Linked DNA regions of Homo sapiens: region 1 is linked to region 2. The links are chromatin loops, found by intact Hi-C in ENCODE. Cell type or tissue: Calu3. All regions are shown on one strand. Links, peaks and the distances in the headings refer to the core of each region. The heading gives the core; the rest is flanking DNA.

Evidence for each region. A loop is a pair of places that touch in the nucleus more often than their neighbours do. Peaks named below come from ENCODE experiments on the same cell type or tissue, not always from the same donor. Only the 100,000 strongest peaks of a DNase experiment are listed, where the experiment ranks them.
Region 1: a loop joins it to region 2, with 2.9 times the contacts of the local background. A loop is called at or near these places in 2 of 110 quality-filtered maps.

The regions. Positions count from the first base shown.
Region 1 is chr4:105,962,902-105,971,246 of GRCh38, forward strand. It overlaps NPNT (nephronectin), which reads left to right. Exons shown (of 12, transcript NM_001033047.3): 11 at 4,287-4,543; 12 at 5,994-8,345. The coding sequence ends at 6,089. Among named protein-coding and RNA genes, the nearest start is that of NPNT, 72 kb to the left of the region's middle. In Calu3, for the core only: no CTCF peak of the experiment used is centred there; a DNase peak (open chromatin) is centred at 4,340.
Region 2 is chr4:105,906,004-105,914,348 of GRCh38, forward strand. All of the region lies in intron 2 of NPNT (nephronectin), which reads left to right. Among named protein-coding and RNA genes, the nearest start is that of NPNT, 15 kb to the left of the region's middle. In Calu3, for the core only: no CTCF peak of the experiment used is centred there; a DNase peak (open chromatin) is centred at 3,878.

The sequences.
Region 1 (8,345 bases), core at 125-8,124, 57 kb after region 2:
TGTGTATCACATGTGAAGGCCAGAGAAGAATATAAAAAATCGGCTAGACACAGTGGCTCACCCCTGTAATCCCAGCACTTTGGGAGGCTGAGGTGGGTGGATCACCTGAGGTCAGGAGTTCAAGACCAGCCTGGCCAACATAGTGAAACCCCGTCTTTACTAAAAATACAAAAATTAGCCAGGCGTGGTGGCAGGCACCTGTAGTCCCAGCTACTCAGTAGGCTGAGGCAGGAGAATCGCTTGAGCCTGGGAGGCAGAGCTTGCAGTGAGCCGAGATCACGCCACTGTACTCCAGCCTAGGTGACAAAGCAAGACTCCGTCAAAAAAAAATAATAAATAATAATTTCTGTGTATTATTCTAATTACCAAGCTAATTATTTACCTATTTCTATCTAGATTATACCACTTATAAAAGAATATGTGTTTGGATATCCAATTATGGATGATTTTAATGATGTGCAGTTCTAATCCAAGATCCAGATTTGTAAATATTCTTATATGCTAATATTTCTAAGAAAACTCTCAAAACTCAAAACCTTAAGAAATAGCTGCAAAATAAGTGCATTTGCTAGCTGCCTTTCATGGTGCTATTAGGTTTTATCACATTCAGTCACAGTGAGATGTGAAATTAACAATGCCTCTAAGAAATGGAAAATTGTGCTGCTGACAGACATGGTGATGCGCTGCAGGTATGTAGCTGTGGCCCTGGGGACACACCCTTCTCCTGTGTGTGTCAAAGCTAGAACTAAGGCCCTTTTCCTGGAACCTTGATCTCTGGAGAACAAGGATTAAGGGCAACTGACTCAGCACTCTGTCTGCCACTGATAGCTACAAGGAATTTGCTTACATATGTATCAAGTATGCCAGCATGTACATACAAGTATGTCTATTTCAGCATTAAAACATTATTTTAAAATACACATAAATGTAAAATAAATCAACAATATAAGTGAAAGCTTTCTACCATCCCTGACTCCCATTCACCACCCAGCAAGATGCAGCCAGTTTCTTGATTATGTTCTCAGAGAGATATTTTTGGATACAATGGCATTCTCTTCTGTGCCTTGCCTTTGTCACTTATCGATACTACCTTAAGAGTTAACAGGAAGAACATGGACTTTGAAGCCAGAATACCTGGTCTGGAACCCAGCACCACCACATACTAGCTTTGACCTTGAGCAAGTTACTTAAATGGGGATAATAAGTACTATCCACTAAACATATGTAAGGCATTTCAAGCAGTGCCTCGCCCAGAGTTACCACTAAAATAGTATTAGCCATTGTGGCTGAAGCATGTCCCCTGTCAGTACATACAGAACACCCTCATTCTTATTTATGGCTGGCTGCTATTCCATTACTCATCAGATGTACCACAATGTATTTAGCCAGCCCTCCACAGAGGAACATAAGTTGTTTCAAGACTTTAGGTAGTTCAGACAGTAGTGCAGTGAATAACCCTATACATTCATTATTTAATATATGTTAGACTATATCCATAGAATAAATTCCTAAATGTGGAATTGCTATGTCAAAAGAGAATTTGTATTTTGAATTTTGATAGATTTTATTAAATTGCCCTTTATAAAGGTTGTAGCAATTTACACTTCTTCCTACAATATTTGAAAACCATTCCCAATATATTATAAAAGTATTTTCAAAATCTTTGCCAATCTTATAGGTTAAAAGGAATCTCTTTTAATTTTACTTTGCATTTCTTTTATTGTGAAAAGTTGATCACATTTTCATATATTTGTCATTTTTTCTCTGATGTTCTTTATTTTTCTTTAGTATTTTTATTGATTTATGGAAGTTTTCTATACAAAAAGAAAAATTATCCTTTTTTAATTTGTTGCAAATATTTAAAAACATTTTTGTTTGTCTATTTTATGGTATTTTTATCTTAACATGCAAATTTGGAAACTTAAATGTTCTTCAGTAAGAAATTGGCTAAATGGTTATTGGCATACTTGCAGCAATGCAAAGTGTATTTGCTACCATAGAAAAATGGTTATACAAGAAGCAACTTACAACACTGCAAATATAGTATTCCTTTTTTTAAAAAAAGTTCATATTCATGTGCATTTATGTGAATGTATTACATAAGAAAAGTTCAGAAGTCAAAACCTTCACAAATACCTCTAGATTTTGTGAATTGAAAATTTAAAGGCACCAACCACTACAGAATTAAAAATAAATAAACTAACATTTTATAACCCAACTTTCTGGTCAAGTTTTGCAGCATCTATTATTTACCCTCCCTCCCCAAAATTCTTGAGATATTGTGATACTGTAAACTGAATGAATGTTTAATATAATTGTACATTTATCACCAGAATTATGAAATCAGAAGTGAAAATTTTAATAGGTAACTTGCTTGACACTGAATCAATTTTTCCCTTAGTTAATGTTCCAACTTGTATCATTTCCTTTATTACAAAGGGAACGAATTCTTCATGGCCAAAAAAAAAAAAAAAAACGGCAAAAGCAAAACCTGGTGCGCACAGAGTAGCTCTACAGAGGAAGAACAATCATAACCTCATTTATCATGTTGTAAATTTTAGAGTTTTAAATGCATATGCAAAGAATACCTTGGTGTGTTAGGTTGTCTTGTTTGCAGGTAGCGTCTGGCAGAATGGTATCAGTGTACATTCCACAGGGACTTAATCCTTGTTTTCTCGAAACTTGCAGGTTAACTGTAATAACCTTATATCTTAGTCTTAACCAGAGTACCTGTGATGATTCAAAAGCTGACTTATAGTGAGACATGTAAATATTTTGGCCCAAAATATTGTTTGGATTAGTTTGTGGAGGAAGGGGACAAGGGAAGTGGGAGAAAGATTCTTAAGACATTATGTATTTTTAGTGATTCAAGTACGTGAATCAAGGATCTATTTCCCTGCAGTTTTTTGCTGTATCCTTGGAACATCATTCGTTGATTCAAACATCCTTAAACACCTGCTGCCTGCTAGCAGGGTAACACAGAGGTTTGGGGGAAACTTTGGTTCAGACTTTTAAGTTGTTCACAACCTGCTGGGGAGCCCTTAGCACAGAGGCTGGCACACAGTAAGTGCACAGAAATCACCTGTGACCTATAGAGCTCCGACGGGACTTGTTAGAGAAGACACTGGAATAAAAAGTTAATACCAAATTTTATCATGTCCTGTATAAATTAAGCATAAGAAAGAGATGATAGTTTATATCTGTTAACTGAAAACTAAATGGGATTACTACCAAAATAGATACACATGTTCAACATTCCAACCATTTTTCTATGGAAAAACCAGTGTTGAAACATACAGTGTGTTTTCAGTTGACTGAGATAAAATAGCCTGAGGGAATGTCATTTGTACATGGATCAAGTTTCAAAATACTACTTGCAACTTTCTCTCTCTTGAGAAGCAGCACCCCCCACTTCACTGCTGCTTAACCATTTTTTTTCTAATGCAGTTTCCTTAACAACAGAGGGAAGAAAACTCTGTAGCCCTAGGGATCTGAGAACATCATCAAAGTGGTCTATCTAAAGTGAAAGTTTTTATTAATATTTGTGTTCATGTATATATAATAGGACATATTTATAGAATAGATATGATATAGATTTGTTTTACTATAAAAATGTTTTAAATGGCTTACCTCCAAATAAAATTGAAGCTCCAGGAAGACGGGGAGGGTTTCCTGAATACCTCTGTATCTTCCTGGTGTTAGATTTACACCAGTGTGAGAAGCTCTGCCAACTCTGATTTTTTTTTTAAAGAACCTTTACGTTTAGAGATTTTTTTTTTTTAAGTTGGGGGAGGAGAGAATAAGCAGATATAGGGCCCTTTAAATCACCATCTGCTTTACTGTTCAGAGGTTAATTATCCACCAGAAAATTCTCCCTAGAAATTTAGGGTCAGTTTTACCAAACCACCAAGCCAGATCGCCAGGGGTGTTGGACAACGTTATCATAAACTGGTGAGGGTCACAAGGTGGTGAATGTGTATATGTTGTTGTATGCCTATATGTCTGATCATATTCCACTGGAAATATTCATAGTGTTTGGTTACTAATTATTGTGTGTCTCTGGCATTACTTGTACTTTCCATGAGCAAAGTAAGTGAATGTTTTCTGTAAACACATACCATAGAACTTAAGACAGGCATACAAATAAGTCATATTTTTCTTCTTCAAAAATCTGGAATTCTTTACAAAGAAAAGAAAAAAAAAAAAAAACTAAAACTCCTGTCCATGCTGCTTGTTCTAGAAAGGGATATTGGCACATACACACAGCCCTGCTTTTCCCATTCCAGGTGGACAATATCTGACAGTGTCGGCAGCCAAAGCCCCAGGGGGAAAAGCTGCACGCTTGGTGCTACCTCTCGGCCGCCTCATGCATTCAGGGGACCTGTGCCTGTCATTCAGGCACAAGGTGACGGGGCTGCACTCTGGCACACTCCAGGTGTTTGTGAGAAAACACGGTGCCCACGGAGCAGCCCTGTGGGGAAGAAATGGTGGCCATGGCTGGAGGCAAACACAGATCACCTTGCGAGGGGCTGACATCAAGAGCGTAAGTAGATCCACAAAGGAGGCAGGACCTGGGACGTTTTCCTTTCATAGGAGAACTCTGGGATCTGAATTTGAAGAAGCCTTGCTGTGTGAATTCAGGCTCAGATAAAGGTTTGGGTTTTTTTCTGGGCCTGATGACTCCATTCAGTGTCTCTTTCTGAAACCACTTTCTGCTTCTTCATCCTTCTTCATTGCAACCTGTGATCACCACCTCTCCCTAACCCTGGTAAAGATCCATTTTTTTTTAATGGAAAAAAAAATCTAGGAATAGAAAAGTTTTTTTGGTTTTTTTTAAAGTTGATCAACAGAAACTTCCAAGGGTGGGGTGGTGAGCTTAATTGTTCCTGCTTTCCCTTTCCTTTTAATTCCTTAGATTTCAAACTTTTACTACCATAAATTACCCAGGAGATGGTTCTTTTTTCTTTTTTGAAATGTTTCTTTCAAGTTCAAATTTTTTTCTTTGTTTCAGAGATCACAGTTAAGCAGCGTAGGGTGGGAACTCAGAACTACAATTGGAAAGCACTATTCTATTCAGGACAGGATGTGGGAAGTGCTTTGATGGAATATATAAATTTGATCTTAAGTAATCAAGACATAGGTAGCAAAAAAATGGTCTAGGGCATCCCAACAAAATTATGAATGCATTTGGGAAAATGTCATCATTTTGCTGGTGCTTATGAAACTTGCTGTTGGGAGATACCTATGCCTGTATGTAGGTATAGTTTATAAGAAACCATTTTAGAAAGAAAAGATAGATTCCATTAATACAGTTTTTATCAGAGTACTTGGATTTTGTTTAATTCTTACATATTTTTTCTTAAAACTTTTCTCAGTATTTTTATTGTTTAGAGAAATAAAACAAGATAATCATTTTAAATCATAGCACTTAGGTTTTCTCTTGTTTTATAAGGAGCAAGGATGCTCTATAGAAAATATAATGTAAGAATAATAAAAGTTTTTGGTTTTTACATAGGTAAAGCAACAGTGTGATTGGATTATGGTGTTTGATTCTATTCCATTTTCAGCAAGAAAGCGATGTTAACCACAAAGGAACTAAGAAACATTTAAGATAGGCTGTGTGATTATGATCTTTCAGATCTTTGGCTCCTAATATCTGTTCCTTTATATTCTATCACACTCTTCTAACTTTGGTAATCCTTGACAAAAGTGTGCACTTTATAAACAATCCTAAATCGAATTGGTCTATAGCTTAGAATGGCTTTTTAAAGAATAATTGATTCTGAGTAATGTGGTCTGATGAACAGTTTGATGACTTCAGTTTCTACTGAAAGAGAAGCTTCAGTGATACTGGCAACTATATTCTGTTTTTTTCCTCCTGCAAAATAAGTTTAAAATTGGTTTGGGGGAAGGTTTGCCTTTATTTTTGCTTAATAAGGAGGCATTAGAAAGGGGCAGAGGAGGCTTGACTGGTGTGTGCATTCTCTCCCTAGGTCGTCTTCAAAGGTGAAAAAAGGCGTGGTCACACTGGGGAGATTGGATTAGATGATGTGAGCTTGAAAAAAGGCCACTGCTCTGAAGAACGCTAACAACTCCAGAACTAACAATGAACTCCTATGTTGCTCTATCCTCTTTTTCCAATTCTCATCTTCTCTCCTCTTCTCCCTTTTATCAGGCCTAGGAGAAGAGTGGGTCAGTGGGTCAGAAGGAAGTCTATTTGGTGACCCAGGTTTTTCTGGCCTGCTTTTGTGCAATCCCAATGAACAGTGATACCCTCCTTGAAATACAGGGGCATCGCAGACACATCAAAGCCATCTGTGGGTGTTGCCTTCCATCCTGTGTCTCTTTCAGGAAGGCATTCAGCATGCGTGAGCCATACCATCCTCCATCCTGATTACAAGGTGCTCCTTGTAGCAAATTATGAGAGTGAGTTACGGGAGCAGTTTTTAAAAGAAATCTTTGCAGATGGCTATGATGTTATGTGTTCGGTGTTGTACCATGAGTAGTATTGACTTCCCTTGAGATATGATGTACAATGTGCTTGTGAAATTGACTTACCCTCTTCACTTAAGTTAGTTCTGGCCTGACCTGAACTCTGACTTTTACTGCCATTCACTTTATAAAATAAGGGTGTGTAACATATCAAGATACATTTATTTTTATCTGTTTTTTTTTTCCTGTTAAAGACAATTATGTAGAGTGGGCACGTAATCCCTCCTTAGTAGTATTGTGTTTTGTGTAAATGTGCTATTGATATTAAGTATTTACATGTTCCAAATATTTACAGACTCTAGTTGCAAGGTAAAGGGCAGCTTGTGATCTCAAAAAAATACATGGTGAAATGTCATCCAGTTCCATGACCTTATATTGGCAGCAGTAGGAAATTGGCAGAAGTGTTGGGTTGTGGTAACGGAGTGATGAATTTTTTTTTAATGGCCTTGAGTTTGATCTCTGCAAAGGATAGGAAACCTTTAGGAAGACAAGAAACTGCAGTTAATTTAGAACTGTCACTGTTTCAAGTTACACTTTAAAACCACAGCTTTTACCATCATAACATGGCTCTGGTAATATGTAGGAAGCTTTATAAAAGTTTTGGTTGATTCAGAAAAAGGATCCTGTTGCAGAGTGAGAGGAAGCATAGGGGGAAACTCCATTGGAACAGATTTTCACACAACGTTTTAAATTGATATAAGTTTAGGCAGTTGTAGTTCATAACTTATGTTGCTCATGTTGTGCTGTGTCAGGATGGGATAGGAAGCAAGTCCCATGCTTAGAGGCATGGGATGTGTTGGAACGGGATTTACACACACTGGAGGAGCAGGGCAAGTTGGAATTCTAAGATCCATGAACCCCCAACTGTATTTCCTCCCTGCATATTTTACCAATATATTAAAAAACAATGTAACTTTTAAAAGGCATCATTCCTGAGGTTTGTCTTAATTTCTGATTAAGTAATCAGAATATTTTCTGCTATTTTTGCCAGGAATCACAAAGATGATTAAAGGGTTGGAAAAAAAGATCTATGATGGAAAATTAAAGGAACTGGGATTATTGAGCCTGGAGAAGAGAAGACTGAGGGGCAAACCATTGATGGTTTTCAAGTATATGAAGGGTTGGCACAGAGAGGGTGGCGACCAGCTGTTCTCCATATGCACTAAGAATAGAACAAGAGGAAACTGGCTTAGACTAGAGTATAAGGGAGCATTTCTTGGCAGGGGCCATTGTTAGAATACTTCATAAAAAAAGAAGTGTGAAAATCTCAGTATCTCTCTCTCTTTCTAAAAAATTAGATAAAAATTTGTCTATTTAAGATGGTTAAAGATGTTCTTACCCAAGGAAAAGTAACAAATTATAGAATTTCCCAAAAGATGTTTTGATCCTACTAGTAGTATGCAGTGAAAATCTTTAGAACTAAATAATTTGGACAAGGCTTAATTTAGGCATTTCCCTCTTGACCTCCTAATGGAGAGGGATTGAAAGGGGAAGAGCCCACCAAATGCTGAGCTCACTGAAATATCTCTCCCTTATGGCAATCCTAGCAGTATTAAAGAAAAAAGGAAACTATTTATTCCAAATGAGAGTATGATGGACAGATATTTTAGTATCTCAGTAATGTCCTAGTGTGGCGGTGGTTTTCAATGTTTCTTCATGTTAAAGGTATAAGCCTTTCATTTGTTCAATGGATGATGTTTCAGATTTTTTTTTTTTTAAGAGATCCTTCAAGGAACACAGTTCAGAGAGATTTTCATCGGGTGCATTCTCTCTGCTTCGTGTGTGACAAGTTATCTTGGCTGCTGAGAAAGAGTGCCCTGCCCCACACCGGCAGACCTTTCCTTCACCTCATC
Region 2 (8,345 bases), core at 70-8,069:
GGGAAAGTATATAAAGTGGCTTCCAGGAATTCACACAATTAAAATAAGGAAATAGGGGCTACATGGAGGAAAATGGGGGTAAAATAAAAATATTAGGAGGAGGGTTTTTCAAATGCAGATATGTAAGCCATAGGATCCTACATATGTCCTACAATTTGGCTACTAGCTTCTGGTAGCCAAAGGTAAAAGATGTTATTGCTGATTTAATTTGTGTTGTTTGTCAGGGAAAAAGCAAACAAGTTATGTGGGAGGAATTATGGTTTTACTGCATGTAGTTCTGAACGAAGACTTTCACGTGGCCCTTTACGGAGTGGGAGTGAATGATGGGATGGAAGGGGCCACAGCAACATTCCTATCATGAAGCCAGTGGTGGTTTTTGAAAAGCTGTTTCATAGAAGATCCGTCAACATAAGATGAGGCCCTTACTCTAAAAGTACAGTTCACGGAAAGCTGTTCTATACATAGTTTAAGAAGCATTATGTGCATAGCTTTCTGACGTTCAGCTAGATACAGCCCAGAATATCTAGCTGTGATGGATGAACTGTATAGGGTTTTGGATGGACAGCTCTGGATTAGACAAGATAGTTTCAGGTTAGAATCACTAACAATGTTCTGAAGTTTGCTGTATTATTTAACAGATTAAAGGCCAGTTCATTTTGTCTTTCTTTTTTAAGTCGATATATTTTGAAGATCAGTAATCAACTAATGGAGTTGATATCCAGAGACATTGTGAATAGAGCAGGGATAGGGCCCCGCCTAGGCTCCAGTAAAAGGAGGATCTGCAAAGAAATTAGTGGGAGATTTTTTAATATCAATTTTGTATCCATTGGATAGCAATATATAAATTCACCACCATTTTGCTATATACATATTCATTTCCATGCCAGTTATGGCTTGGAATAAGGAGGAAAGGCATGAACATTGTTCCCAGGCATCATTTACCCTACTGATGCTGATACATGGATATGGGCCAGTGAGCCCAGGAACAACAGAATCCCTGACCAGTGCTTATTTCCCCAAAGTTCCTGATTGCTATAGGTGTTCCGGGGAGTCAAAGTAACCTCAACTGTTTTCTTAATTCACCTGGATTTATAAGGGTTGATTTATATAAGTTGCTTAGACCTGAACAGACTCAAAGCAGAGTCTGTAGGAAATACTCTGCATATCAACATCCCGTACCCAAACCTAAGTCATCTTTTCACTGGGGTGTGCGGAAGGGCTGATTCTCATGTACTCTTGAAGCCCTAGGCAATAGAACCTGAAATCCTGATGCACATATACCCTAGGATAATTTCTCTCTCAAAAAAAAGCAAATAGTGATTTTAAAAATTATGACTCAATGCATATTCTGAGAGTGCAGCAATCCAGTAAGTGTCACATCTCCTTGGGAGGAACAAAGAGAAGGTCTTCAAACGCCTTTTCTGCAGAGACTAGCGTGAACCAAGAATCTCCCTGTCTGAATTGTCACCGTATATCAACGTGGCAGCGAGCTGAGAAAGTTAGCATTGCCAGGGCCGAGGTTTTCTGTCTTCACGGTAACAAACAAATGATCAGTCCTCAAAGATAGTAAAATGTAGCCAAGATAATTTGGCTTGAAAAAAATTCAAAGTGATGTCAATAACCAGCTACAACCATAGAAAAATACTAGTAGCATATTGATGGTGCATCCCTGGGAACATGCCAGGGCAAATTGGGGTGCAAAATACACCAGTTATTTAAAAATTGGTATGTTATAAGGTAAAGAATTCATTAAGTAATATCAAATACAAATAAACTTTTTATTTTGATTCACTAAAACTTCTTTTTAAGTTTTCTGATTTTATTACTTAATTACTACTGATACATAATTAAAGAATTATGGCCATAATAGAATTCCTAATAAAATTTCTAATAAAGCCAGAATGAAGGAGTATATTACAGGCCAGACATGATAAAGCATTATGATGTGTGGTAAAATAGTGACATCTATTTTTTCATTCTGTATTATTTTATAAATTTTCTGGAGAATTTCAGTTTAAACAGCCTGCTGAAATACTGTTAAATCAACCTGTTATTCTTAACTCTGATGGGAGGAAACAGATATGAATAATAAAAATGATTTCTTAGCTTTAGAATATAGTTGTTGCTTTGGAGAACAAACCGTTTTATTCCAATTATTTTTTATTAGGAGACTTCATTTTCTGCCATACATTAGCTTTGGTAGATACTAGATGCCAGGGGAGTGCAAATTTGAGAATAAGGATTTGGCATGGGTTATTTGCATGTTGAGAGTCAAGATTTAACTAAATTTTAAAACCAAACACTTCATTTGATCAATATCTTTTTAACCATTCTGTAGATTAATAATATAAATTCTCCAGAGCTGACATTACTTTGCTATAACATCATCAGATCACAAGATTAGGGTTGCCTTTTGTAGATGTTATTCACTTACTCTGAAATGTTAGGAAATATGTCATCACAGTTTAAATTTGTAGTAATATATACAAAAGGAAAACACAACTAGGAATTTTGGATTTATGCTTACTTTGCCAAAAACCATGTTGATTTTCAAAAACCTTTAGCCTTTTTTTTTTTTGAGACGGAGTCTTCCTCTGTCACCCAGGCTGGAGTGTAGTGGTGCAATCTCGGCTCACTGCAACCTCTGCCTCCTGGGTTCAAGCGATTCTCCTGCCTCAGCCTCCCGAGTAGCTAGGACTATAGGCACCCGCCCACCACACCAACTAATTTTTTGTATTTTTAGCAGAGACAGGGTTTTACCATGTTAGGCAGGATGGTCTCGATCTCCTGACCTCGTGATCTGCCCGCCTCAGCCTTCCAAAGTACTGGCATTACAGGTGTGAGCCACCGTGCCTGGACTAACCTTATTTTCGTAAATCAAAGTTCCTAAATTCAGTTTCTAAGGAAAGCCCCTAAGTGGTCAAAGGTGTGTGTTGCTGAATTTCAGAAACAAACTCCATGGATGGACTTTCCAGACATAAACTTCCCACCAAAATATTGTTCCAAAGTGTTTAGTGCCTCCTATTTTATTTTAGTGTTAAGATTTTGTAGGTACTTGGTAATTATCAGCAGAATATTTACATACCAACAAATAGCAAAGCCATTGATAATTAATAGAAAAACAAAATCATAGCTTATGTTTAGTTGTATTTTTTAGTGTATTTCAGTGTTTAGAGTTGATTTTATATTGCATATACTAACTGTGGTAATAGTTTCTACTGGATAGATTATTTCAAGTTCACATGATTATAGAAGTATTTTATGAAGTTTGACATAGATAATGGTGGTTTCAGGGTCCCTTGTCTCTTGGGTTGAGTTTTTACATCATTGAAGAATTAAAAGATTGTGTCTTGGTGTCTATGTATGGCCAAGAATTAAGACATTCTGATGTACAGTTTCATTTTCTAACTAAGGCAAAAATGTTTTTTGAAACAATTACTTTTTAGGATAAAAGTATAAAATTATGAAGAAATAATGTGTAGGTTTGCTAAATGTTGTGTTCTTAAATCTTGTGTTGAGGTCTGATGAATTTTTTTATATCTTTAATAGTTCTAAAGTAGTGTACTGAAAGTTAGGATCATCCATGTTGCTACTTAACTTGTTGTCCATAGGGTCTGTTGTCCTGGATGTTGGTGTTATAAATGTACAGAGTTAGGTAGTTTTCTGTGAAGAGTTTGCAGGCTAATATCACTGTTTTTGACAATGAAAAATATAGCATGAAAATTAAGGTTGGGGTATGGAGAACTTTCTAGAGCTATTGCTTTTTCTAGCTGATGATTAAGGTTGAGAGGCAGAAGTACATTGTGTCAGGGAGGACCTTTCCCTTTTATGCATGCACCTGGCATTTATCACCTTTAACAAAGTGTGTGTGTCATGCTGTGCTGCTTGCTTAAGGGGCTGTATGCCTCCAGTCTGAGTCACATGGTAACTGCATCAGCAGTCTTAGCCTGTAGCATTTTATTATTTCTTTTCAAAGTTTACACTTGGCCTAATACTTAGACATTTTATAATTCTTTACAGTAAATGAAACTATACATGAGAAGATGGGCATACCTTTGGATTAAAAAAAAAAAAGGCTCAGTTCTTTAAAGTTTCTTATCCTTGATTTTCCTAACACGGTCCAAAGTTCAGGACTGGCTCCAAACCCATAAACCTGTGTTTAGCAAGCAAGAAACATAATCCCCAGATAGTTTAGTTTCTCTGGTTTATGAGTCACAATTTCATAAAATCATCAGAGTGCTTATTAATTCCAACCACGTATAGTAAAGAACCTTCAGATGAACTGAAGCAAGGGTTCTTAGGCAAGTTGCCGGAGAGAGTTCTAGAATTCTAAACTACCTGAGTAGCTTTGCTGAAATGTTGCTTGTATTTGCTACTGTGGCCATTTTATGATGGCCATAGAGCAACAGATTATCAAGAGAAAATGAGACAGATTTTTCTGTATTATGTGCTATGAATGAATCCTATTTTAGTGAATGTTTTAATGGGGTTTATACCGCAAAAAAAAAAAATTGTATGTAAGGCATTTATTTCTGGCAACTTTCATAAAAATTGTTGTGATGGTTGCATATAAAAATTTCCTTATCCTTCAATAGAGGATAGTTCCCAGAAACTTCCTAGAAGTAATCTATTCCAGATTTAACATTGCTTTGACATAAAATGCAGTTTTGTGTAGTTTTAAAATGCAAATTAAAAAATATAGGACATTGGCTAAAATTTTATCTTGAAGTCGGGTATATATTGATACCATAAAACTTACTAGATCTATGTATTTCAAGGCTAATTTATGCCAAGTAGGAAAAATATGACCCAACCTTAAGATATTACAAGGATAAAATAGACTATACAAAACTGTTTGGCTATTTGGTACTAATACAACTAGTTAGAACATAATGATGTTTGCTATTCTTTATTAAGTTGTTTTACCTTTGCTTACAATAATTTAAAGTATTTTTCCTGATAAATTTGATGACTCAAAATTGGCAATTAAAGAATATTAAAGAAACGGTATCCTTTTATATTTTTTCTGTCTCATATATAACCATAGTCATAACTTGTGTGATCCAGAATGTAATTTGCTATTTACACTTTGATTTCAGCTGTTTGCTTAGATTGTACCTGATGTATTTTATTATTCTATTTAAGGAATGTGTCAACATCAAGATATGGTGAGTTCTTTTCAAAATAACAGTAGAAACCTGACCAATATGAAAAAAAAAAGTCTAGCAAGCAAATGTAATTTGTGTCTTTAAAAATACATAGCAATCATTCTGGATCAATAGTTAAATTATTGCTTCAATTAAATCAAATTGGACTTAGAATTTTTTTCTTCTTATATTACCCAAAGGAAGGCCCCATTCACCTAATTTTAAATTATACAAATTATACAAATAAATATACAATTGTAAATTACAGTGGATATTTAATCCTTTAAAGGCATTAATTTAGCAGAGAAGAATAAAATTATCCCTTTTCTTACCTCTAAAATCTCTAGGTTGATCAAACACTGACCATTATTAGTACCATTTCAAGTTTCTTCCCTTTACTTTCATCAAACTGGGTTATTTATGTATGTTCAAGTGAAATGGCTGTGCTTTCATGGTAATTCTTGTTGCTATTGACAACCAAAGCAGCCATGCAAGAAGAAAATGCTGTGGAAGGGAAGAAAAAAATTATATTTCCTCCCCAAAGTTGGAGAGAGAAGGGAACATACAGTATGTAAGAAACAGGTAAGTAAAAATATATCAATTTTAAAACTATTAGCCTTTCTTACTAATTGATCAAAAGTTTAAATTTTTTCAGATGTGTTTTCCAACTCCAATTTAAATAAAAGGATACTGTCTCTAGGAATCAGAAATTAATATTCTGGAAATGAAAAATTGGATTTGAAAATACAGCATCACAAAAGGTCTGAAATATTTAAATTTAGAATTTGGACTATAGAAGAATAGCATAACTTCAATTATTGGTTAATATTTTTGTTATGAAATGTTTTTTTATAACAAAATGGTGACTAAAATATTACTATTTTAAACATGTCCTAGATTTTTTTTTGTTTCAGAAAAGCACTGAAAGTTGAATATGTGTAAGTCTCCGGGAATGTAACAAGTTGATAAATACCCAAGTCCAGCCTCCTTACAGAGAAAAGATCTGGAATTTCTTTTTTTGGACATTTGTTTTGCAGCTTTCTACGTCTTAAGGCAGAGAATAGCCAGGATAAGGTGCCAGCTCAAAGGTTAGATGAACATATTTCTTGAAATAATTTTGGCTAATCTATGTCTTGAAAGGCATACCTTCTAAATAATTTTACAAAGCTGTAAACAAAACATTAGTTGTGTTTTTGAATTGCTTCTTTTTAGGAAAACTATATTTCTTAGAGATGTGCTTATTCTATACATAATTATAGTAAGTTAATTTTAATTCCATTATTACATTAAACTTTTCCGTTTCAGTTGATTATTCCTTTCTTCTGTTTTATGAATCTAATAAATTGACCTCCATTCTAAGCTAAAGGACAGTTTATGTTTTTAATACTTAAGGAAGCAAATATAAAAACAAAGTCCACCAAATGAAATTACTAACACCAGCCTATCATTAACCTGAGGGAGTTGTATTTCATATTCATTAATTCTCCATGGAACAATTCAGGTAAGAAATATTTTTATTGTATGAAATATGTTATCAGTTATAATAGCACTTACGGGCATTTATGCTCTTGTTTTAGGTACATAAAGGGTTCCTTGTTTAAGATATTTTTGGCAGTAAATAATGTCACTTATCACCCTATGACACTTTAGTGGAAAACGTTGGTGAAATATGTGGAATTGTAATGTTTAATGGAATTGATTCTAAGAAGACAATGTTCTTTTTGTTTGTTTGTTTGAAACAGAGCCTTGCTCTGTTGCCCAAGGTGGAGTGCGCTGGTGTGATCTTGGCTTACTGCAAACTCCGCCTCTTAGGTTCAAGTGATTCTCCAGCCTCAGGCTCCTGAGTAGCTGGGATTACAGGCGCCCACCACAATGCCCGGCTAATTTTTTATTTTTAGTAGAGATGGGGTTTTGCCATGTTGGCCAGGCTGGTCTTGAACTCCTGACCTCAGGTGATCTGCCGGCCTCGGCCTCCCAAAGTGCTGGGATTACAGGTGTGAGCTACTGCACCCGGCCTGAGAATGTTCTTTAAACTGATTGAAGAAACTATCACATGTCATGAAAAATGTTTTTAAGGCAGAATTTTAATAAAAAAAATATTTGGGAACAAAATTGATAGTACTAGAAATAGAAGTTCAGAAATTTCTTTGTTCAGGGAGACTTAAAGCATATGTATTTTAAAGTTACTAGCAGTTATAGGATTGACTAGTAGAGCTATGGCTTACATTAGGGAGGCAATGCCAAGGAAAGAATAGAATGTGTGGTTGGCCACCAACATCTGGGTTCAGGAACTGTTCCTATGACTTACCACCTGTAAGAAACTAGACATTTTAACTTTTCTGAGCTGCAATGTTGTAATCTTTAAATCTAACTTTGCAAGATTCTTACTGGTTATAAGGAGGTGGCTTCCACAGTTCTTGACAGATGTTTGCTATTATTAGTGTGTTCTCAATATATACAATACAAATGGAGAACTCTGAGCCGAGTTTTACTAGGATCCATCCTAGGACAGATGGTACAGCACATTTTCAAATGGTTTTGTTTACCATAATCATCTTTTGGAAATAATCAATTGGAAGTAGAACAATTCTTCAGTTATTCATTTCTAAAATCAAAACTTTCATGGGATAGTTTTCTGTGCTTCTGAACCGTTTTTCCCATTTCTCTAATAATATCCATCCATAAACCTCCGAGTGGAACAGTTTTGGTTGTCTAACAGTGTTTGTGCTTGGGAAATGAATTGAAGGGAGATGGAATTGAATTGTTGAATGTGAGCATTTAGAGTTCCTGTAATTTATCCGTATAATTATTTGAGAGCTTACTAGAGGTAAAGAGCTAAGTTAGGTGCTGGGAAGATACAAAGGTGAATAAAACAGGGACCCTTACTTTCAAGCAACTCAATTTGTAAGATGATTGGCTCTTATTCCTTCTATGATTCTTAAATAGGAAAAAGTTAGGGATAAAGATTTGAGGGAGTTCAGGGAAAGAATCATTTCCTGCTGAAGAGGATCAAGGAAGACTTCATGAACTCAATGGTATTCAGTTGATACTATATATATATATATTATCAGTATATCTAGTATATAGTATCAGTATATACTGATAGTGAGTGACATGAATGCCTAGAGCTTCATTTTACTGGGATGATATCTGCAGTAGTTGGTCCTGGATCATGCAGGTAATAGCTGGCTCTCTCTC